2 separate regions of the Homo sapiens genome follow, and region 1 is linked to region 2. The links are chromatin loops, found by intact Hi-C in ENCODE. Cell type or tissue: gastrocnemius medialis. All regions are shown on one strand. Each heading gives the region's core, and the rest is flanking DNA. Links, peaks and the distances in the headings are about the cores only. Region 1 overlaps EEPD1 (endonuclease/exonuclease/phosphatase family domain containing 1). Region 2 has its middle 22 kb from the start of EEPD1.

Region 1 (11,357 bases), core at 1,290-9,289, 76 kb after region 2:
TCTTGGATGGTGTTTTCAAACAAAGCCTGCAGGTGCATTTACTCCCAAGGTCTAGAAATCTGAGATGAGAAACTTTCTCTGTTTCTTGCTGGATGGAGCCTGAGGTAAAATTGAGCCCTGCATCCTGCCTCAGCTGTCTTTTTGTGAGTTCTGGCTTCCCATAGAATTATCATTCAAAGGGTTCTACCTGACCTGCCTGCAGTTCGCAGTGTGGTCCCTGGACCAGCAGCATCAGCATCATCTGAGAGCTTGTTGGAAATGCAGAATCTCGGGCCCCACCCACAGACTCAAGACTGCACGTGTGCAAGATTCCTGGGTGGTTCATGATTCAAGCTTGAGACTTTCTCCACTCGAGGACTTGTCATAGAGGTTGATTCCCAGGTGAAAGAACAGCTTGCCTTCTCATCGTGTGCCTCCACAGTGGAGGCTGAATAGGAGTCAGTGTGAGAACTGAGAAATGTGAAGATGGGTTAGAAAAATCTGCAGGACATGCATCATTCCCTGTCAGGCCCTTGTGTGGAGTTCTCTCCCCAGACATTTCAGGGGCCTGAGATCCTGCTGACAGCCTAGAATTTCAGCCAGGACCTCTGTATGGGGTTTCCTGGCCAGGATCTTGCCTGGGGGTGCTGCTTATTTTCTGCAGGGACTTGGGTTTCTCATCCTGTTCGCTAGCCGGGGTGAAGCATGCCTGGGGCCTCCACACGGTAAACTTTTGCTGCCAGAGCAACTCACAACCAGGACTGTAGCCTGGTTCTGAGGGTGTTGGAGCTGGCATCCAGGCTCTGCGAGGGTGTCCACAGGAAATGAACTGTACAGATTGCTTTTAAATGATAAGAGGCTTGTGGCAAGACTGAATAATTCTCAGCTTGATTCAGGTACTGAATAGGCTGTATTTTAATCTAAGCTAACGTTTCTTGAATGACTCGGTGTCCGTGAGAACCAAGCCATGTGCTTTATGTTTCTCGTTGTTTAATCTTCACCATGACCCTGCAAGGTGAAACCGCCACTAGCCCCATTTTATGGCCCTGAACACTGGACCTTACAAAGGCTAATGTGGCCCAAGGTCATGTAGCTTATACGTGGAGCTGGGATTTGAACCCAGAATTCTCTTGAGTTTGGAGCCCAGCTTTTGAACCGTGTGCTGTACTGATCCCAGCTCCTGCCTGGCATCTGAAGCAGGACAGTCAAACCAACGGCTTCTTACAGGCAGGGCGGAGGTCATGGCCCTGCAGGCTCCTTCCAGCATCTGTGTCCTTGCCCTGGATTAATCAGGTGAGGCGGGATGTGCTGGTGGCCACTCTTGACATGTCAGGGATAAGTGTTGGGTTCTGGGTTTGGGTCTCTGGCTCCCAAAGAGGGAAGAATTTTGTGCCTGGAGATGCAGGGTCAGAATGCCCCCTTTTTGCATGGTAAGTGGTGCTCATGACAGTGCTGCTCCTCGTGGCAGGGCCATGCCAGTGTGCAGGAGGCACACAGTAACTTTGAAGTGTGGGATTTCGCCTGGGTTCAGGGCATTCTGGGAGTGGGCTGCACACAGAAGGGAAGTAGCTCAGAAAGGCACCGCAGGTCACACCCACACCATGCAGTCGCCATTCCTGTTTTGTGTTCATTTTCTTTCCTTTCCCCCTCCCTTTCTAACAGATAAGCAAGGGAAAGCGGAAAACCACCAGAAACTCTAAATTAACACCTGCCCGGTTTAGTTTATCCTTTCTTCCTCAGGATTCCAGTGCAGGAGAGGCTGGTGTTTTTAAAACCCAGTTCTCTCTTAGACTCAGCTGAAAGGCTCAAAGGTAATTAGCTGTTATGGAAAGACTGCATTGTCATTTTTAAAGGCTGCCTTGTGGGAGTGATCATTATCTGCAGCAGGATAGGAACACGGCAATAAAAATAGACCCCAGACCCTTGTCTGCAGGAGCTAAAAGAAACCAACCAATTGGTATAATGAAAATTAGGCAGTGGGCCGAAAGTTGCCATTCTCTCACTTTTTAGTTAGAAAAAGTGTCATAAAGAGAATACAGTTTATTTACTGTTAAAATTTAGTGGATTCAGAAAAGCAAAAATAATGACAAAGAATCACCCATAAATACTACCACTCAGAATAGCTGCTGTTAGTGCCTCAGCAAATGTACTTCCAGTCTCTAGCTCCGGTGCTCATGAATAAATGTTTATTTGTACAGAATGGAGATCACGCTGATGTATAATTTTATAAACCACTTTTTTTTTTTTTTACCCAATAACATTTCAGTCTTTTCCTATGTCAAATGCCCTTTCTTTCTTTCTTTTTTCTTTTTCTTTTTTTTTTTTTAGACACAGAGCCTTACTCTGTGGCCCAGGCTAGAGTGCAGTGACGCGATCACAGTTCACTGCAGCCTTGACCCCCTGGACTCAAGTTATCCTCCCATCTCAGCCCTCTGAGTAACTGGGACTACAGGCATGCACCACCACACCCAGCCAATTAAAAAAAAATTTTGTGGAGAGAGGGTCTCACTATGTTGCCCAGGCTGGTCTCAAACTCCTGGCCTCAAGCGATCCTCCCACCTCAGCGTCCCAAAGCACTGGGATTATAGTTGGGAGCCACTGTGCCCAGCCATAAATGCCCTTTTAAGTAGCATTTACAATGGCTGCATTGGATGAAGGCATAATAATTTATCTAAGAACAGCAGCAATGATGATGAGGAGGAGGAGGAGAAGGAGGAGGGACTTTTGTGTAGGACTTGCTGTGAGCCGTGCCCTATGCCAAACCCTTTTACAGGAAACTCATTAGGCTGTGTGGGTGTGGGTTGTCTGCCCACCTAAGTGAGACACTGACCTTCCCTTAGGGTGCCCCAATGTGATTTAGGGGCCCTCCAAGTTTTTTGCAGTTGCCCCTGGGACAGATGAGGAGGATCCCAGCAGAGTGAAGCCTGCAGGTACCCTAAGCCTAGCAGACAGACCGGGCTCACCTGGGCTGCAGAGCCTGGAGCTGCCACCTTCCTGGGTGCACCTCTTCCCCCTCTATATTCCGGAAGGCCTCCCGGAGTTTCTGAAGTGGCTAGAAATTACTATGTGACAGTGTTTTTGTTTGTTTGTTTGTTTTTTAAAAAAAGAGCCTTAGGATAGTGTGGCAGATGTCTGTTAATGACTTCCTGGGTATGAGATCCTGGGCTTGATACTGAGATGTAGAAATGAATAAATTATGGCCACTGCCTTCTAGGAACTGGTGGAAAAGACCATCTTGGAATCCTTATAAGACAGGGCTAAAGCTTAGCTGTGCATAAAGCCAGGGACATGGTCCAGGCTCATTTCTGTTCTCACCACTGGCCTGTGTATCCAGTTCATTCCCACTCCCCCACTGTCAACCACGCTGACTTTTAGCAGGGAAGGAGTTGGTGTGTTCAGAGACCTGGCCCTCAGGGAGGTGTGAGATGGACAGGGAGGGGGGTCACCAGGATAGAGACAACACAAACAGGCATCACATTCCATGAGAAACAAAAGCCGGAAGGAGGTTCTGGAGGTGGCAGTGATGTGAGACTTTTTGTCCCTTACTCGCTTCTGTATTATTGGGTTTTTCTTTGCAGTGAGAGTGTAGTCATGTATTATTTGTATAAATAGAATCATTTAATAGACAAACAATGTAAGGAAACAGTTTTGCTCTAGGCTTTTCAAAGATTCATCTCCTTACACATTGTATCATCCCTAAGTCATTGCAACGTGATGATTTTGCAGTGAGAAAGATATGGCCCACATTTTAGGTGGGAGAGAAGGGAGTGGCCTGTAAAGTATTTCTGGCCTCTCTGGAGCTTTGCAAAGGTTTCATGTGTTCTTGCCCATGCAGCCTGCAGGTTTTGGGTCCCAGCGCTGCATCTGGAGGGGTAAAAGCGTGGTGCTAAGTGATGATCTGGAAAACTGAGCAGGTTAAAAGCATAGAATGTGATTTTTCCCCACGTGAAATGGCATTGGATTTTTAATTATGTATTTAACTTTTGAAAATGGTAAGAAATTCCCAAAGTGAGCAGCGAGGTGGGGAGTGAGTAGCAAGCATAAACCAGGTCTCTGGCTATTTTTAAAGTGTGACTGCCTCAGCAAAGTGGAGTTTTCTGCAAAGTGGAGTCAAGGATAGCAGAGAGTGGCACAGACAAAACCCCATAGAAACTCTCTCTCAGACTCTGGGGTAATGGGGGCACTGACCTAAATAAGGACAGGAATCTGCCAAGTACAATGAGCTCAGGCTGCAGGACAGGCGGAATTGAGGGCGCTGTGTCTTCCATTCACACACCGGCCCTGTGTGCATTCAGGCCCCAGATGACATGTAGGCCACTGCCCCATGCCAGCCAGACTGCCCCAGCCCCACCCACAGAAGCTTTCCTGGTTCAAAGGGCTTGATTGAAGATTGAGTGATAACAGGGCTAAATCCCTGACCAGAAACACTAGCCGAGACATAGGATTTTATCGTAATAATCCCAAGAAATGAGCGAATCTCCTTGGGCTCCAGGGCTAGGTCAGAGAGAACAGTTCTCAGTGGACTGTCAGCCATGGGGCTGTGTGCAATGTGAGCCACATATGCAATTTTAAATTTTCTTTTAAAAAGGCAAGAAGAAACAGACAACAGTCATTTTAATATTTTTTATTTAATCTAGTATATCTAAAATATTAACACTTATGCACATAATCAATATGAAAACTATTAAGGAAATGTTTTACATTCTTTTTGTGTACTCTTCAACATCTCAACTCAGATCTGCCGTATTTCAGGTGCCCAGTGGCCACATGTGGCTTATGGCTGCCATATTGGACACCAGCACTAGAAGCCATACACTCAGCACCTTACAGAGTGGGGCTGGAAAGCTGCAAGGATGCTGTCTGGGCCCATGAAATCCTTGCATCTCATGTAGAGTCCTCCTAATATTCATCTGCCATTAAAAACAAAAGCATTACACCTTCATAAGTTATAGGTAATAAGAATTATTTACATTTTCACAGGCCCTTCCAGTTACAGGACACTTTGGTATGTTTTCCTGTGCACCTAAAAACTCTATGAGGAGGCTGAGCACAGTGGCTCATGCCTATAATCCCAGCACTTTGGGAGGCTGAGGCAGTCGAATCAGCTGAGGCCAGCAGTTTGAGACCAGCCAGGCCAACATGGTGAAACACCGTCTCTACCAAAAATATAAACATTAGCCAGGTGTGGTGGCGTGCACCTGTAATCCCAGCTATTCGGGAGGCTGAGGCAGAAGAATTGCTTGAACCTGGGAAGTGGAGGTTGCAGTGAGCTGAGATCGTGCCACTGTACTCCAGCCTGGGCAACAGAGTGAGACTCTGTCTCAAAAACAAAAACAAAAACAACAACAAAAAAAACTCTATGAGGGAGGCAGGCAGATATCATTCTTTTGGCAAAAATTTATTGAGGGTCTGCCAGGTGCTAGGCCCTAATTTGCATACAACTCCTGCATTCCTAGAGTTTGGATTCTAGTGGAAGAGGAAAACAAATCATGATGTCAGCGTGGTTCGAATGGTAGTGGGAATATGAGTGCAGCTCGGCAACACATGAGAAACCTTTAATCTGCCCATGATATCAGGGGATGTTCTTCAAAGGAGGGATATTTGATTAGAAAAATACAGAATGAGGAGCTCTGTGCTGGGCAGATAAGTGAGGGTGGAAGGAGCACTGCACGTTCTGAACATAGTCCATTTGGGGCAGAACTTCTGACCCTGGTATGTCCATTTTAGACCCCAGACAGGTTAGGCCACCTACTTGAAATCCTACCACGTGTTCACAGGAGATGGGGCTGGAACCCAGGAGTTTGAGCTGGTCAGTCCTCAAGCAACAATTCATCTTGAAAAGGTGGTTCTTTATGCAAGGTCTTTAGGACGGGGATAAGCGTGGGAAGGGTTCCAGCCCTAGAACCTGCTCGATCAGGTGACCTCAATTCCAGGGTCCTTTCCTGCGTGCAGCTACCATTTTTGGTTTTGAAATCTGCAGAATATTTTGAATACAATTCTGCTGTGTCATCATGCTAAAGTTCAGTAAGGATGTGTGCTTGAAGTCTGTTTATAAAGTGTTTCTACTTTAGTAATCCTCGAGTCTTAGAAGAAGAGTCACCATTTCCTGGAGATTTTGAACCCCAGGTGAACTGGCTGCTTGTCTGGAATCTCAGTGCAGGAGTTTTTTTTTTTTTTTTTTTTTTTAACCTAGACAGGGAGCCAGTCTCTTGCCTTTGTTCACACAGGCCATTGGCCACCACTAGGGCAGAACAGAGACAGTGCCAGTCTGAAGCCTGCGGCCCTCCAGGAACGGTGCCTCCTCTGTACTCAGCAGTTTTTATTTTTATCTCATCAGCGTGTTCCTCCTTTTGAAGTGTGAATCCTAGTGACCCAAATGAGCTGTCTGCCTGGGCCTGGGCCAACAGGACCAGGTTACTTGAGTTCAGTGGAGACCCTGGGCTGCGGTGGCAGGGATGCTGGTTCCTGTGTGACTGGATGGGGGTGGGGTAGGCAGGCTTACTGGGGCCAGAGGCACAGGCAGCCTGCTCAACTGACAAATTTTCAAACCAGGAGGACTTCATGCTAAAAATAAACTGGATCCTGTATTCCCCCTCCCTCATTTGCTTCACAGCAGCCCTTTACAAAGAGTAAGCAGCATTTGCACAGTTTAGATGTTAACATTTAGAAGTGCAGAATTAAGCATGTGTACCTCACAGTGTTTGGCTGTGGATGCAATTCAGGCCCAGTGGCTTTGACAGTTGTCTCCATGCTGATGCATTGGAACAGTGTGGTGGAGAGTGGTTTAATACTCAGTGGTTGGGCATTGGGGGTGTGCTGTGTCACTGGAATTGAGTGGTCAGCAGTGGTGCCTGATGCTGGAGGCAGGGAGTCTGGTAGAGTTTGAGAAACAGGAAGGCAGATGGGCCCCCTATCCCTCTGTTGGCTGATGCCTGAGACACACTTGGTTTAGAGGGAAGAGAAAGAATACTTGTGGGTCCTCTATGCTGTAACAGGAACTGTACTAAGTACTTTTCCTGTGTATTCCTGTGAGTTCCACACAACTAAGCATATCCTCATTAGAGGCAGTGATGCTTCAAGGGTGGTTCCCAGACAGCAGCATCTGCGTCACCTGGGAACTTGTTAGGAATGCAGATTCTCAGGCCCTGCCCATGGTCTATGAAATGAGGATTCAAACGGGGTCCAGCAGTCTGTGGTTTAACAAGCTCCTGGGTGATCCCCGTGCACGCTAAAGCTTGGGAACCTCTCCTGGAGAGGTAGAGCGCAGACCTGGAGCTAGACTGGTCTCAGGCCTCAGGTGTTTGGCCTTCGACAAGTTGTGCAACCATTTCTGTGCCTCAGTGTTCTCATCTATGAAGTGGGGGTAATAACAATGGGGTTGTGTGGGATTACATTAAGCAATGTATGTTAAAACCAGCCATGGTACTGGGCATGTGGTAAGCATACCATAAGTGCTTGCTGTAACTCACTAGCTTTGATCCCATGTCTGTTTAACTTCAAGGCTGTTTACTCATTATTTTATACTCACTGTCTCTTAGCAACCTAACTCAGTTAGTGATTCAGGTGTCTAATTCTGCAAAAACAAAAACAAAAAAAGTAGGTTATTCTATAGGTCAAGGCTAGCAAGGTGGTTTCCTTTCTCATTGCCGGCTCTGTTTCTGTAGTAGGGGCCACCTGGTGCCCTGTGAGGAGGATTGTAGAGCCAAGCCTGAGCTAGGCATATACACGTGTGCCGTTATTGATGAGAGATGTCTGTCGTGGGTGTGCAGGGGTGTGATGTGCCCTCCTCTGCTGATGCTGGTTTTTGCCAGTCAACTTAGTGTGAATTTCTGATCCTTTCCTGTAGCTGGGTTTTAATGGGAGGCTATTAAGAGCCACTACTGAATACCGCGGGCCAGAGGAGTCATGTGGGCTGCACATGTTTGGCTGCACATGTTTAGGGCCAATTATCAGGAGACTGCATGTGGTTTCTGGGCAGATCTCGCGTGAACTACCAGAGCAAGAACTCACTCATTACTGTGGGAAGAGTACCAAGCCATTCATGAGAGATCCACCTGCATGACCCAAATACAGATATGGAAACTATCCCATTTCTGTATATGGGATATAAGACACATATCCCAATAGACACCACCTCCAACATTAGGGATCACATTTCAGCACGAGATTTGTTGGGGGGCAAACATCCAAACTATATCAGGCACCTCGTGCTGGTTGGCTGTGGAGATGACTGAGTCCAGCCAGTGCAGAGGGAGGAAAAGCTCCCTTAGAGGGTGGAGGAGGTCTCGGGGGAGGATGGAGAGGACGTTGAGGCAGGTTTGGACTTCCTGCAGGCAGCGAGGGTTTCCAAAGCAGACAGGCAGCTGGAGATGAGGTGGTGGGTGGGTAGGGGAAGTGGAGGGAAGGCAGGACCCCAGTTTTAAGAGTTAATTGTTGTAACAGAGCAGGAAAGTGATAATAAGGGCCCAGAAATACAGGTTGAGTGTTTGTAAAGAAAATTTCAAACTTGTTACTGATGGGTTTTTTGAGTGATTTGAATAAAAGGAAAAATAAACCAGATTCCTTGGTGGAGAAGACTACATTTCATAAAGATGACAGTTCTTCTAAACCAATGCAAAGGGTATTTAATATGAGTCCAATGAAATCCCCATGGAATTTTTAGGAACACAACAAAATAGTTCTAAGATTCCTCTGAAAGAATGACAGCTGAAAATAGCGAGAGGATTTTTTTTCATGAAAGAGGATAATGATGTCTCCTTCAGCTTGTTCCCTGCATACCTTCCAGAGCTGTCTTTTTAAAACATGAATCAAATCCTGGCTGCTTCTGTCATCCTGCGGCTATTAGAATAAACCTGAGCCCTTCCCTGGGACCTGTGTGGCCTGCCTGGCTGGCCTTTGACACCTCCTCCCTCACTCTCTTGCTCTCCCAGCTCCAGCTGTCCTGCCTTCCCTCTCCTCCTAGAAAACATCAAGCTTCTTCCCACCTGCGCATTTGCTGCTGCCTCCGCGTAGACCTTTTCCTTTCTCATGACTCACTTGTTCTTGTGATGTTCTTGTGGCCTCTGCTCAAATGGCTTCTCCAGGAAGCCTTCCCTGACCACCCCATCTCCTAACACTTGTTCCTGTCATTTCTTCTCCTCTATTTTCATCTGAATTACACACTTTATTTATAGTGTGGTGGCTCAGAGCATAGGCTCTGACCTGAGCTGCCTGCATTTGCATCTGGCTTCACCCCTTACTGCTGTGTGCCCATCTAGGCATCAGTTTTCCTCATCTATGTAATGGGAATAACAGTGTCTATGTCATAGGGCTGTTGTAATGTGACATGAAAAGAGCCTCACGAGCCTGTCACACAGAGTCAACAGATGTTGTTGCTTGTTCAACCTTCATTCACCCCACACCAGAAAGGGAAGCAAGACAGAAGCGCCTTGCCTGGTTCACTGGCAGTATCTTCGGTGCCCTTCGGTGCCCAGAACTATACCTGGCACATTCTGTGGCATGGTAAATAACTGTTGAATGAATAGCATGATAGTAAAACATGCTATACATGCGCAGTGTTAAAATAGCAATTGGTGTCTGAGTAGAGATACAGATTAAAGGAACAGCATAATAACTCCAGAGCCAACCCTAGCATTTATGAGAATTTAATAGATGGTGAAGCAGCGGCACAAATTAGTAGGGAGACAAGAAGGATAATTTAGTAAATGACCGATGAAAAAAAATTAGATCCTCTCCTCACAACATTTATCAGAATAAATTCCAACTAGACATTTCAAATTCTAAGAAAAACTAAGAAAATATATGAGGGTATCTTCTTTTCTAGGGAAGGGTTGTCTTTTTAAGCACAAAACCCTGAGAAAAAAATCAGAAAGAAGAAAGAGCAGTGGGTTCGACTACTTTTAAAAATTACCTTTTGTGGCTGGGCGTGGTGGCTCACACCCGTAATCCCAGCACTTTGGGAGGCCAAGGCGTGCGGATCAACTGAGGTCAGGAGTTTGAGACCAGCTTGGCGAACATGGCGAAACCCTGTCTCTACTAAAAGTACAAAAATTAGCCAGGCGTGGTGGCAAGCGCCTGTAAACCCAGCTACTCAGGAGGCTGAGGCAGGAAAATAGCTTGAACCCGGGAGGTGGAGGTTGCAGTGAGCCAAGATTGCGCCACTGCATTCCAGCCTGGGCAACAAGAGCGAGACTCCATCTCAAAAAAAAAAAAAAAATTAACTTTTGTGTATCACAAGCATTAGAAACAAAATGTAAAGTTAATGTAGAAAAATTGCCTCAAGTGACAGAAAAAAATGTTTAAAGCCTGTAATATAGAAATTACTTACATAAATCTAAAGGGAAGGTCATTTATATCTCAATAGAAAAATTAGCCAAAGGAAAGATATAGAACCTGCACAGAAGAAATACATGCAGCCAAGTAGCTATAGGGGAAATGTTTAACTTACGGGTAATCAAACAAATGCAAAGTAAAATGAGATGTCAGTTTTCCTCTATGAAGTAACCCAGTGGGGACTGTGTTAAGAAAGATACATTTCTAAATTGCTGGGGGGAGTGTAGCTAGAAATAGCTTTTCTGTCACACAGTTTGAAGAGGCTTAACTATGTACAAATCTTTTGACCCAATAGGTCCACCTCTGGAAATCCAGCTTAAGGAGATCGTCAGAAATGCATCCCATATATATGCAAAGATATTCATTAATCATAAGTCAGAAAAATGTGAAAAAATTAAATACCCAGCAATAGAGGAAACAGTAAATTATAGTACATATACACCAGAATACAATATAACCATTAAAAATATTTTTTAAGGTTATTTAATGTAGTGGTTCTTAACCTCTGTTTGCATCATGCTTGCTAATGTCCCATTGGCCAAAGGAAGTCACATGGCCAAGCCCAGACTCAGTGGGAGCCGACTACACAAGAGGTGAGTACTAGGGGGCCACTGTGTAACCATCTACCGTATGTATTCATGATATGATTGCAGTTTCTAAATATAAGACACAAAGACACATGTACATGTAGGAATATACCAGTATGTAAACAGTGGTTATTTTAAATTTATTATTTGTATTTTCAAAATTTCCTATAACAAGCATATATTTTATCATCATTAACAAAAGTATACCTTAAGAAAGCATGGCTGTGGCCGGGTGAGGTGGCTCACGCCTATAATCCCAGCACTTTGGGAGGCCAAGGCAGGCAGATCGCCTGAGGTTAAGAGTTCAAGACCAGCCTGGCCAACATGATGAAACCCTGTCTCTACTAAAAATACAAAAATTAGCCAGGTATGGTGGCATACGCCTGTAATCCCAGCTACTTGGGAGGCTGAGGCAGGAGAATGGCTTGTACCTGCGAGGCGGAGGTTGCAGTGAGCCCA
Region 2 (11,357 bases), core at 1,094-9,093:
ATGTATGTTTATTGTGGCACTATTCACAATAGCAAAGACTTGGAACCAATGCAAATGTCCATTAATAATAGACTGGATAAAGAAAATGTGGCACATATATACCATGGAATACTATGCAGCCATAAAAAAGGATGAGTTCATGTCCTTTGCAGGGACATGGATGAACCTGGAAACCCTCATTCTCAGCAAAATATCACAAGGACAGAAAACCAAACACTGCATGTTCTCACTCATAAGTGGGAGTTGAACAATGAGAACGCATGGACACAGGGAGGGGAACATCACACACCGGGGCCTGTTGTGGGTGGGGGCCTGGGGGAGCAATGGTGTTAGGAGAAATAACTAATGTAAATGACGAGTCGGTGGGTGCAGCAAACCACCATGGCACATGTATACCTATGTAACAAACCTACATGTTGTGTACATGTACCCTAGAACTTAAAGTATAATAAAAAATAATAAAATAAAATAAAATGTCTAGTACAGTGCCTGCCAATATAAAGGATTCAACCATGTGAGTTCGCTGCCTCCTATCCCTCCTCTTTGCCTGCTTGCAGGTATCTGGATGCACCTTGCTATTTCCTCTTATCCAGGCACTGGCTTTCGGATAATGTCACAGGTTCCAGGGCCAGGGGATTACTGGGTCCCTGTGAGGTGCCCAGAGTCTTAGAGCTGGGGGGCATAGGAGATATCTTGCCTGGGCCAGGCCAAGAGAACATTCATTCCTTCGTGTTCACAGGGGGTGGCCTCTTCAGGTGTCAGTGAGCAGGCTGTGGTGTGGTGGAAAGAGTTCTGAACCCAGGAAGCATGGCTCGAATTTAGGCTCTGCTGGACACTTGTTCTGCCACTCCACTGGGCAAGTCACTGGGGACCATTCAGTCCCACTTGCTCATCACAAAATTCTTAATGGCCAATACAGGTAGAAATACCTGTATTGTGTGTGTGTGTGTGTGTGTGTGCTGCAAAGAGTGATGTCAACACAGGGCCTCATGAATAGTCATGAGGAGTTAGAGCACAGAGAAGGAAACCCAGCCCAGCTAGAATGGCCACAGCCATGCAAAGAACCCAGCAGCATTCACTTTCCCTCATCTCAGAGTTCCATGCTCCGTCCACTCACCCGATCTGCTTATTAAAGGCTCAGGCTTAACTTCTGGTGGTGTTCACGCCATGGTTTCTCCAACGCCTTGGCAGACAAGGCAGTAGCCTGCAGATGCTTCAGGGTCTGGATGTAGTGCAAGCCTCTTCATGAATGCCACTCCCTAGAACTCACTGGGTGTAAAAGTATCACTGCCTGATTGGTTTCATCAGCAATAATGTCCCCTGGCTTTGTCAATAGTCAGGGCTTTCACTTAGATGGGATCTCAGAAAATGTGGCTAAGTCTTTTGTTTCCAGAATCTCATCCACAGCACTCCCAACAGGCTCTCACCCTGCTTGTCACAGATTTTCATTGTGAAAATCTCCAGTGACAGTGAACTTACCACTTTCCACACAGCCCCCTCCACGGAGAGCTCTTGAAGAGAGCTGTTGGCCTCATCATATGAGATTTATAAATAGGCAGCTGTGGTACGAAACACAGAGGTTTAAGAACAGAGGGTGGAGCTCAGCCCCTGGTGGAAAATGACATCTGTGACTCACTCAGAAGAGCAGGTCCCTCTCAGCCTTTCTGCCACATGGAGCTGGGATGCCCAGAAGGAGCTCTCCTGAGGATGCCTCACTGAGGTGGGGTGAGGTGAGGCCTGATGGAGGCACCAGCATGGCCCATGAGCTCTAGAAGAAGGCTGGGCTTTGGGTGGGCACCTGAGCCAGCCACACCAGGAAGGGAATACTGCCTAGTGCAGCTGTTCTCAAACCTTATGGTCTCGAGAGCCTGCTATACCACTGAAAACCACTTGAGGACCCTAGAGAACGTTCCTGGATTACATCTACCAACATTACAAATTAAAACTAAACATATTCTTTAATATTTATTTGGTAATTTATTAAAAATAATGAAAATCAACACTTTTTGTTTTCTAAATTTAAAAAATTGACTAAGCATCACTTTTACATTTTTGTAAATCTCCTGAATGTCTGGCTTTCTAGAAGATTGCATTCCATCTGTTACACTATCACACATCACCCAGCCTCTGGAAAACGCCACTGCAGGCTCATGAGAGAATGGGGGAGAAACAGGCTAATCATATCTTAATATTATTGTGAAAATAGTTTTGACTTTGTGGATCCCCTGGAAAGGCCTCGGGAATAGCCAGGCCAAACTTTGAGGACCTCTAGCCTAGTGATTAAGAAAATGTATTTTGGTGTCAGATTGCCTGGATTCAAATTCCATTTCGGCCCCCCAGTAGGTGTTCAATAAATGTTAAATGCTATTATTATCATAACAGGGTACTCAGTGTATTCTCAATGGATTTTATTTTTCAAGCACAAAGTCTGGAATCCCCCAAAGAAGGATTCAAAACAGTGCCTCAATTTCAGTAATGAGCACTATAGGTTAATATTGTCGCTGTATAAATGTGTATCATTGTTGTTTCACATTTGCCTATAGGATTAGTATAGAATGAATCCTAGCAACAGCAGGCAACTTTGCTAAACATATCCACTCCCTGATCGGAGGACAAATGCATCCCCCACCCCCAACACTGTGAGCCCTTCGGCCAAATTTTTAAACCTCACTGAGTCTCATTTTGCCCCTTCTGTAAAATGAAGTTCATAATAATACCTGCCTCATAGGTTTGCCATGAGAATTAACAAAGATAAGGATAAAACATACACTTAGCCCAGCATCTACACATAATCAGCACTTGATAAATATTAACCAAAAGTTTTTTATGGCAGTTCTGAAAGCCACCACTAGGGCTCAGATATCTGGAATTACCACAAGGGTATTTGTTATTGATACAAAAATAACTCCCTGGGTGAGCCAACTGATGGGATTTTGGATGAGAATTACTGAATTATATTTCTGGAATTTTTGTTAGATGCCTGGGTCCTCAGAGGCAACATATACCAATGGTCCGCCTTCACAGACCCCTTTGGGAGTGTGCCTGTTCTTTGGACGCTGGCTGCACCGGCAGGCACACCAGGTTCCCACGGGCTGAGTCACACACTTGGCAGTTTTGCCGGCTCAATAAACATGGCTTTCTCATCTGCCAACTCTGGCGCTGTGATGAGCTCTGGCCACACTTTAAAGTATAGAAGGCTTTGTAGCCTCACCGTGCTCAGAGTACAAAGCCCTTCTAGCTGTGGACAGCCACAGCTTCTGGAACAAGGATGATGGAATTAGCAGCGAAGACATTAAAATGTTATTTTTAGCAGTGTTCCAAATCATTACGACTCCCCACCCCCCGTAATGTCCTCTAAATCCTTCCTGACAGTATATGTTTATTTTTCTTTCCTGAGAATTATTAATTGGTAACCCAACAGTTCAAATATAGTTTTCAGCTGGTTCCAGAAATTCATTTCTTCATCATAGCACTGTGACCTTCCATCATATGACTGGCCACTATCTACTTTGTGGTTGAGTCATTGTTGTTCAACAGCGCTACAAACATGTATTGAACTCCACCCATTTACCAAACACTGCACGTGGATATGAGGGTGGGCCACATCTGGGCCGGGCCCCGGGAGCCAGGTCTTGGGTGACATGGAGACAAATAGACAAATGCACAAATAAACAGCCGCAGTCAGTGGAGCATGTGCAGGGGAGGGTGGGGGACAGGGCGCTCGGCAAGGGCACCTGAGGCTGGCTCATTTTAGCATCAGGTTTCATTTCTAATGTCACCTCTGCCAAGATGTGCTCCCGCCCATCGTATTTGCAATAACCCCCTTGTCCCTGCACTCTGTCACATGGGCACATTTTATTTTTTTCACAGCATTTATCATTATTCAAACGTTTTATTGATTTGTTTACTTGTACATCACGTATCACCCCTACTGAGTAGACACCCAGTGAGCATTTGCTGAATGATCAGTGGAGTCTCTAAATGAATGAATGAACTACACACTCAGTAGATGTCAAATTAAATCATTATTCTAAATCACAAAGGCAATTTGGGGGGAAAGGTTAAAAATGGCTAATGTGATATATGTAATTACTGTCTCCAACGTATCAGAATTTTTCCATGAAAATATTGATCAGGGGTCTTCTATGACTACAGAGGAAAGTGGAGTTAAATTAACAAGAAGAAATTTTGAGGCATGGCCCTACATATTAGAAACATACATCTGAGTAAAGACTTCAGTTCTATAGACTTTGGGAAAAAGTGACCACATTATCCTTTTGGATGGTCGATCCCTTCACCTGCCTGAAGGCAGAAGGCTCAACCAAGTATAGGAGTCTATGAGGCCAGCAGAGAGTAGCCAGCCAGCCAAACCCCAAGGATGCCTCCAAGACCTGCAATCACATAGAGATACAGGTGTGTAGAACATATTTATTTGTAAATGCATATAAATACATGGACATATTTTAATATATTTACATATATGTACATACACCCACAAAAACAGAGAGTATAAATATTGGAGGCAGTTTAGCCAGTCCCACTGGAGCCACTGGGACCCCTGACAGGTAGCTCTCTCCTCTGTCCCAGTGTTCAGGTGCTCCTGCCATGACACACTCTGGAACATTCTTGCTACTAATAAACAGTGAGTTCATTAGCTGGCAAAAGTGCCATGTACATTTGGAGCATTATTGCAGAGTTGGGCCACTGTTCCATGTTTCCGGAGATTTATTCACCCAGGAAACATATACAGAGTCTCTATTGTGTGCCAGGCCTAGGCATGCAGAGAACTTGGACTAATGATGGAGACAGACAAGCAAATAACTGGCTGTGGTGCAGGATTGTACTGCTGAAGTCTGCCCAAGGAGTTAGGGGAGCAATATATATATTGCTTATATATAGAGAGAGGGTTTATATAGATACATATGCCTGGGGGTCTGGGGAGGCTGCTTGAAGCAGGTTCCATCAGCTAGAATTTGAAGGCTAAATCAGAGCTTCCTGGATGCAGAGTAGGAAGGGAGGGTACAGGAAGTGAGGGTGGCGCGCCAGGCAGAAGGAACAGCATGTGCAAAGGCAAGGAGAGGAAAACCAGCCCAGTTCACAAAGCATGGAGGTGATGGGGGGCCCGACACGGGGCTGCAGAAGCATCTTGGGGCTGCATCAGCAGAAACCTTGTGTTTTAAGCCAGGAAGTTTGAACAGGGTCCCGAGAGTTAAGGGGTATCTGAGGAACTGCCGCAGATCTGCCTTTTAGAAAGACCTGCAGACCTTTGGCTGCTGTGACAAGGCACTGAATGGGAGGAGACCTCAGGCTTTTAGCAATAGTTCTGGCCAATGGAGACCAAGTAGAGAAGGTGGAGATGAGAGACAGTAAAAAGGAAGATGCCTCAGGACTTGTGAGACAGAGATGTAACAGAGAGGTAGAGAGGTGGGGAGGAGTTGCTGAGGATAAGACCCACTATACACTAGGCCCCGTTCTAGGATCTGGGGCTCTGCAGCAAACAGAGGAAACCAATATCCCTGCCCTCATGGCATTGGCATCCAGTGGGAAGGGCCAGACAGAAATAAACAAGCAAGTCAGCATGGAGTGTAACCAGTGTTGCATCCTTACGAGAAAAATAAAGATGCGATGTTGGCAGAGGGGGTAGGAGGTTTGAAATTTTATTCAGGGTGGCTCTGAAGACCTACAGGACATGAGGAAGCCAGCCCGGTGGCTCTCTATGGGAAGAGAATTCCAGGAGGAGAGAACAACAGTACAAAGTCTCTGAGGCCTTGTGTGTTCCAGGTCCTTTAAAGGGGCCCGTGTGGCTGGAAGGACCCGGGAGGAGAGCTACAGGGGTGGAGCAGGGGATACCGCAGATTGTGAGGGATGTTATAGGCCATCGTGAAGACTTGGGCTTTTACTCTGAGTGAATGGGAGCCATTGGAAGGTGGTGAGCAGAGAAGGACACGATCTGACTGCACTGTGGGTTAGAGATGAGAACAGATTGGAAGAGACAAAACAGAAGTCGAGAGACCTGGTGTAGCCAAGGCAGTGGAAGCAGGGAAGAGGTCAGATTCTGGATGTATTTTAAAGCTGGAGCCACCAGGGATTGCTGATAGATTAGATTTGCCTGAGAGAGAGGGGAATCCAATTTGACTTTAAGAGTTTAGCCAAAAAAAAAATTAGCCAGGCGCAGTGGCAGGTGCCTGTAGTCCCAGTTACTCGGGAGGCTGAGGCAGGAGACTGGCGTGAACCCGGGAGGCAGAGCTTGCAGTGAGCTGAGATCACGCCACCGCACTCCAGCCTGGGCGACAGAGCAAGACTCTGTCTCAAAAAATAAATAAATAAATAAAAATAAATAAAAAGAGTTTAGCCAACTGGAAGATTAGAATCGCCACCTTCCAAAGACAGGAAGCTCAGAGGTGGAGCGGTTTTCTGGATGGAGATGGGGACATTTATGGGTTTAGCTCGAAAGAGGTGAAATTTGAGATGACAGGTTATGTCCAATTAGCAGTGAATTATAGAGCTCTGGGTGTCATTTGGCCTTCAGATGGAGCTGTGGGACAGGGCATATAGGAAGGCCAAGTAGGCAGCCCCCGTGTCATAATGGGGTTGTCTTTCCAACTCTTAATGTCATGGTTCCTATCGCAGCTACTCATTATAATCACCAAGGAAGCTTTTAAAAGGTATCCTGAGGCCGGGCGCCATGGCTTACGCCTGTAATCCCAGCACTTTGGGAGGCCAAGGCAGGTGGATCACCTGAGGTTAGGAGTTCTGGACCAGCCTGGTCAACATGGCAAAACCCCATCTCTACTGAAAAATACAAAAATTAGCCAGGTGTGGTGGCGGGCGCCTGTAATCCCAGCTACTTGGGAGGCTGAGGCACGAGAATCGCTTGAACCCAGGAGATGGAGGTTGCAGTGCGCCGAGATTGTGGTACTGCACTCCAGCCTGGGTGATAGAGTGAGACTCTATCTCAAAAACAAAAACAAAATAAATAAATAAAAGGTATCCTGGATCTCATTTCAAATGTATTGAACAGGAATCTCACAGGTGGAACTCAAATGTAAAATTTTCAAAACTCTCATCAAGTAATTGTGGTGGACACCACTGGATAAAATTCTCCACATTATAGGGAGCCTTCTGTTGATTTTATTGCTGCACTAAAATGAAAAGTGTCAAGAGAGTGAGAAGACCAGCCACAGACTGGAGAAACTATTTGCAAAAGACATCATATAAAGGACTTATTCAAAATACACAAATAACTCTTAAAACTCAACATTGCAAAATCAAAAACCCAATTTAAAAATGGGCAAAAGAGCTGAACAGACACCTCACCAAAGAAGATGTACAAATGGCAAATAAGCACATGTAAAGGTGCTCAACATTACATATAATCCAGGAAATGCAAATTAAAACAAGATATCACTGTACACCTATTAGAATGACCAAAATCTGTAACATTGACGACACCAAATGCTGGTGAGGATATGGAGCAACAGGAACCATCGCTTACCGCTGGTGGGAATGCAAAGTGGTACAGCCACTTTGGAAGACAGTTTTGTAGTTTTGCACAAAACTAAACACAGTCTTACCAAATGATTCAGCAATCATGCTCCTTGATATTTACCCAGATGAGTTAAAAACTTTTATCCATACAAAAACATGCACATAGACGTTTATTCCAGCTTTATCCATAATTATCAAAACTTGGAAGCAACCCAAATGTCCTTCAGTAGGTGAACAGATAAATAAACTGATAAATCCAAACAATGGTATATTATTCAGTGCTAAAAAGAAATGAGCTATCAAGCCCTGAAATGATATGGAGGAACCTTAAATGCATATTACCAAGAGAAAGATGCCAATATGAAAAGGATGATACTCTATGATTTCAGGTATATGACGCTTTGGAAAAGGCAAAACTGTGGAGAGAGTAAAAAGATCAGGGGTTGCCAGGAGTTAGCAGGGAGGAATAGGGGAATGAATAGTCAGAACTTTCAGCGCAGTGAACCTGTTCTACATGATACCACAATGGTGGACATGTCACTATACACATATACATTCGTCCAAACCCACAGAACGCACAACACCAAAAATCAATCCTAATGTAAACTATGGACTTCGGTTGATTAAAAAAAAAAACAACTAAACTACGGAGATGGACATTTATGGAGGAAGAGGGAAAAAAAGAACACAGTGATTTTTACTCACTTTAATGTGTTAATGACGTATCAAAAGTGTTTGATTAAAACTGTGCCTTTTGTGCCAGGCATCCAGCAGGTGCTAGCAGTGAGTTAGTAAACAGAATGGGACACCCCCTGTCCCCATGGGGCTTACATTCTGAAAAGCCTGTTTGGGAAGTGTGGAGAGTGGAAGAGGAAGCCTGAGTGCCTGGGAATCCTGACCTACCTCTGCCTGTAGAGGCTCCCTGTGGCATAAGCCGGAGATGGCAGTGCACCCAAAGCTGAGAGCCAGGATAAAACCCCAAAGAAGGGCTACTCGGACACCTCATCTTCTCAGACCTCAGTTAGTGCTCACATTTTCACCACTCAGCAGCCCCTGCTTTTTCCAGTACTCTGTTAGAGGGCAGATGGGGAAGGGAGGAGGTGTGTTAGGGACCCTCAAGCCTTGCAGAGTCACGGCCCTGGGAAGGGGCACTCTGGGATGGAGACATCAGACCCCAGGCAGCAAGGGGGAAGGATGTGGTCTGAGGGAATCATATGTTTTCCTGTATCTGCTACTCCATGCCAGTACAGGGGCAGGGGGCTGCACAGGGGCCACTCCCCGCACCTCCCGCCACCATCAAGGTCTGAGCTCTGCCTATCCTGAGAAACACACAGAGTCTGATCTTTCAAGTGGTGCCTCAGAGTCAAGGGCAACTTTCTGAGGGCAGAAGGAAGAGAGCAGAACTTCTGTCCTGACTTGACGCCCACTCGGCATGAAGAAAAACTGAGAAAAAGAACAACGGTGACCACATGGAAGACAGAGCCTCTACTAAAAGAGAGACTCTTGCTACTATCAAAAAACAAAAACAGAAAATAACAAGAGTTGGTGAGGATGTGGAGAAATTGTGCACTGTTGATGTGAAGATACAATAGTGTGGCCACTGTGGAAAACACCAAGGAAGTTTCTCACAAAATTAAGCATAGAAATTACCATTTGCTCCAGCAAATCGACTTCTGGGTATATGTCCAAAAGAACCGAAAGCAGGGTCTCAGAGTGATATGTGTATACCCATGTTCATGGCAGCATTATTCAAATCGCCAAAAAGTGGAAGCAACCAAGTGTCCATTGATGGATAAATGGATAAACCAAATGTGGTCTCTGCATACAATGGGATATTTTTCAGCCTTACAAAGAGGGTTCTGACACATGCTACAACATGCATGCATCTTGAGGACTTTATGCTAAAGGAAATAGCCCAGACACCAAAAGACAAATACTGTTTGATTCCACTTCAGTCAAGTACCTAGTATAGTCCAATTCATAGAGACAGAAAGTAAAATGATGGCTGCCAGGGGTTGGGGGAGGGAGAATGGGGTGTTACTGTTTAATAGGTGCAGAGTTTCTATTTGGGAAAACGTAAAAAGTTCTGGAGATGGATGGTAGTTGTGATTACACAATATAAATGTTCTTAATGCCACTGAACTCTACACTTAAACATGGTTACAATGGTAGTTTATGTTATGTATATGTGTAACATAATGTATATGTATATAATGTATATATACACATATTTTACCTCAACTTAAAAAACAGAGTTAGCTTCTTTTAGTAACCAAGAAAAGAGCCCCTCTCAGGCTTGCTCAAGTAGGGAGAGTGGGGGTGGGGGTGGCTACTTTGGGGGAGATGGGCCTCTCAGAAATGTACCATCAGGAGCTATGATGAAGCCAGCTCCCCCCAGAAACCAGAAAAGGGGGTGGTTGTGCTGTTGCCTGACTTCTTCCTTCCACACCACCTGCTGGTCTCCTTCCTTGCTGTTCTCTAGCTCACTCATACTGCCCCCTTTCTTCCCTGGCTTGCCCAGGACCCTTCAAAATACCCCCACACCTCCTTAGACATTCTTTCATCTTCAGCCACCTGCTAACTGCCTCCCCTCTGTGGCCTCCAGTTCAAATTTTGAAGGAACCAGACTGATCACTCTATTTTGGGGGAATAGGCACATTACAAGGGCCTGGCGAACTTGTGGGCTGGCCGCCCTGACCAGACAGCTTTTTGAGGTTGGTGGCAGCCTCCCGGGGTAGCCCGGTCAGCAGGCCTCTGGCCACCAGCTCTCCTCAGGAGAGGCAGTGGGTGGCAGGGATGGTGGGTTCCTGTGATGGGACTCAGCAGAACATCAGTAACCTAACCTGACTCCTCAAGACTGACTGCTTCCATATTTGTCCCAAAGGCAGTGATTCTCTCCATCTTAGTCCATTTTTTGTTGCTTATAACAGAATTCCAAAAGTGGGTAACTTATTTTAAAAAAAGGAATTTATTTCTTACAGTTCTGGAGGCTGAGGAGGTTGAGGAGCTGTATCTGTCAAGAACCTTCTTGCTGGTGGAGACTCTGCTGGGTCCCAAGGCAGCTCAGGGCATCTCATCACAGGGGAATGAGCATGCAAGCTCAGATTTCTCTTTCTCCTCTGATAAAGCTACTAATGTCACTCCTGTGACAATCCATTAGCCCATTAACCCATTCATTCATTAATGGATTAATCTAAGCATGAGGACAGAGCCTTCATGACACAATCACTTCTTTTTTTTTTTTTTTTTGAGCCGGAGTCTCACTCTGTCGCCCAGGCTGGAGTGCAGTGGTGCCATCTCGGCTCACTGCAAGCTCCACCTCCCAGGTTCAGGCCATTCTCCTGCCTCAGCCTCCCAAGTAGCTGGGACTACAGCCTCCCACCACACACCAGGCTAATTTTTTGATTTTTAGTACAGACAGGGTTTCACTGATGCCACAATCACCTCTTAAAGGCCTCACCTCCTAATACTGCCACATTGAGAATCAAATTTCAATGTGAGTTTTGGAGGACACAAACATTCAAACCACAGCACTTTTCCTTCCCTATCCCCATACCCTTTCCATTATTTGTTATTCTGTTGTTCATTTACTCCAGAGATAGTCAATGATACGTGGGGCAAAAGCCAACCTTTTTCATTTTTATATTCCTATGTCGCCACATGGTAACACTCAAATGTTTATTAACAAACTAAAAGGAAAAATAAAAAATAGAAAAGCACTGGATTTGGAATGTGAAGACGCAAGTTGAATCCGTCTGTGTGAGCTTTGAAAAAACATCTAATTGCCCGGAGCCTCCCCCTCAAATTCTGCACAGTGAAATGGGCCCAAATGTATCAGTGATCTAAGGCATGTTCCACCACACCCTAAA

What was found. A loop is a pair of places that touch in the nucleus more often than their neighbours do. Peaks named below come from ENCODE experiments on the same cell type or tissue, not always from the same donor. Only the 100,000 strongest peaks of a DNase experiment are listed, where the experiment ranks them.
Region 1: a loop joins it to region 2, with 7 times the contacts of the local background. A loop is called at or near these places in 2 of 110 quality-filtered maps.

The regions. Positions count from the first base shown.
Region 1 is chr7:36,201,747-36,213,103 of GRCh38, forward strand. All of the region lies in intron 2 of EEPD1 (endonuclease/exonuclease/phosphatase family domain containing 1), which reads left to right. Among named protein-coding and RNA genes, the nearest start is that of EEPD1, 54 kb to the left of the region's middle. In gastrocnemius medialis, for the core only: a CTCF peak has its summit at 6,221; DNase peaks (open chromatin) are centred at 6,285, 7,944 and 8,995; H3K27ac peaks cover 6,288 bases.
Region 2 is chr7:36,125,688-36,137,044 of GRCh38, forward strand. No RefSeq gene overlaps it. Among named protein-coding and RNA genes, the nearest start is that of EEPD1, 22 kb to the right of the region's middle. In gastrocnemius medialis, for the core only: CTCF peaks have their summits at 2,859 and 3,059; DNase peaks (open chromatin) are centred at 1,624, 3,124, 3,684, 5,514 and 1 weaker place; H3K4me3 peaks cover 1,075 bases; H3K27ac peaks cover 5,613 bases.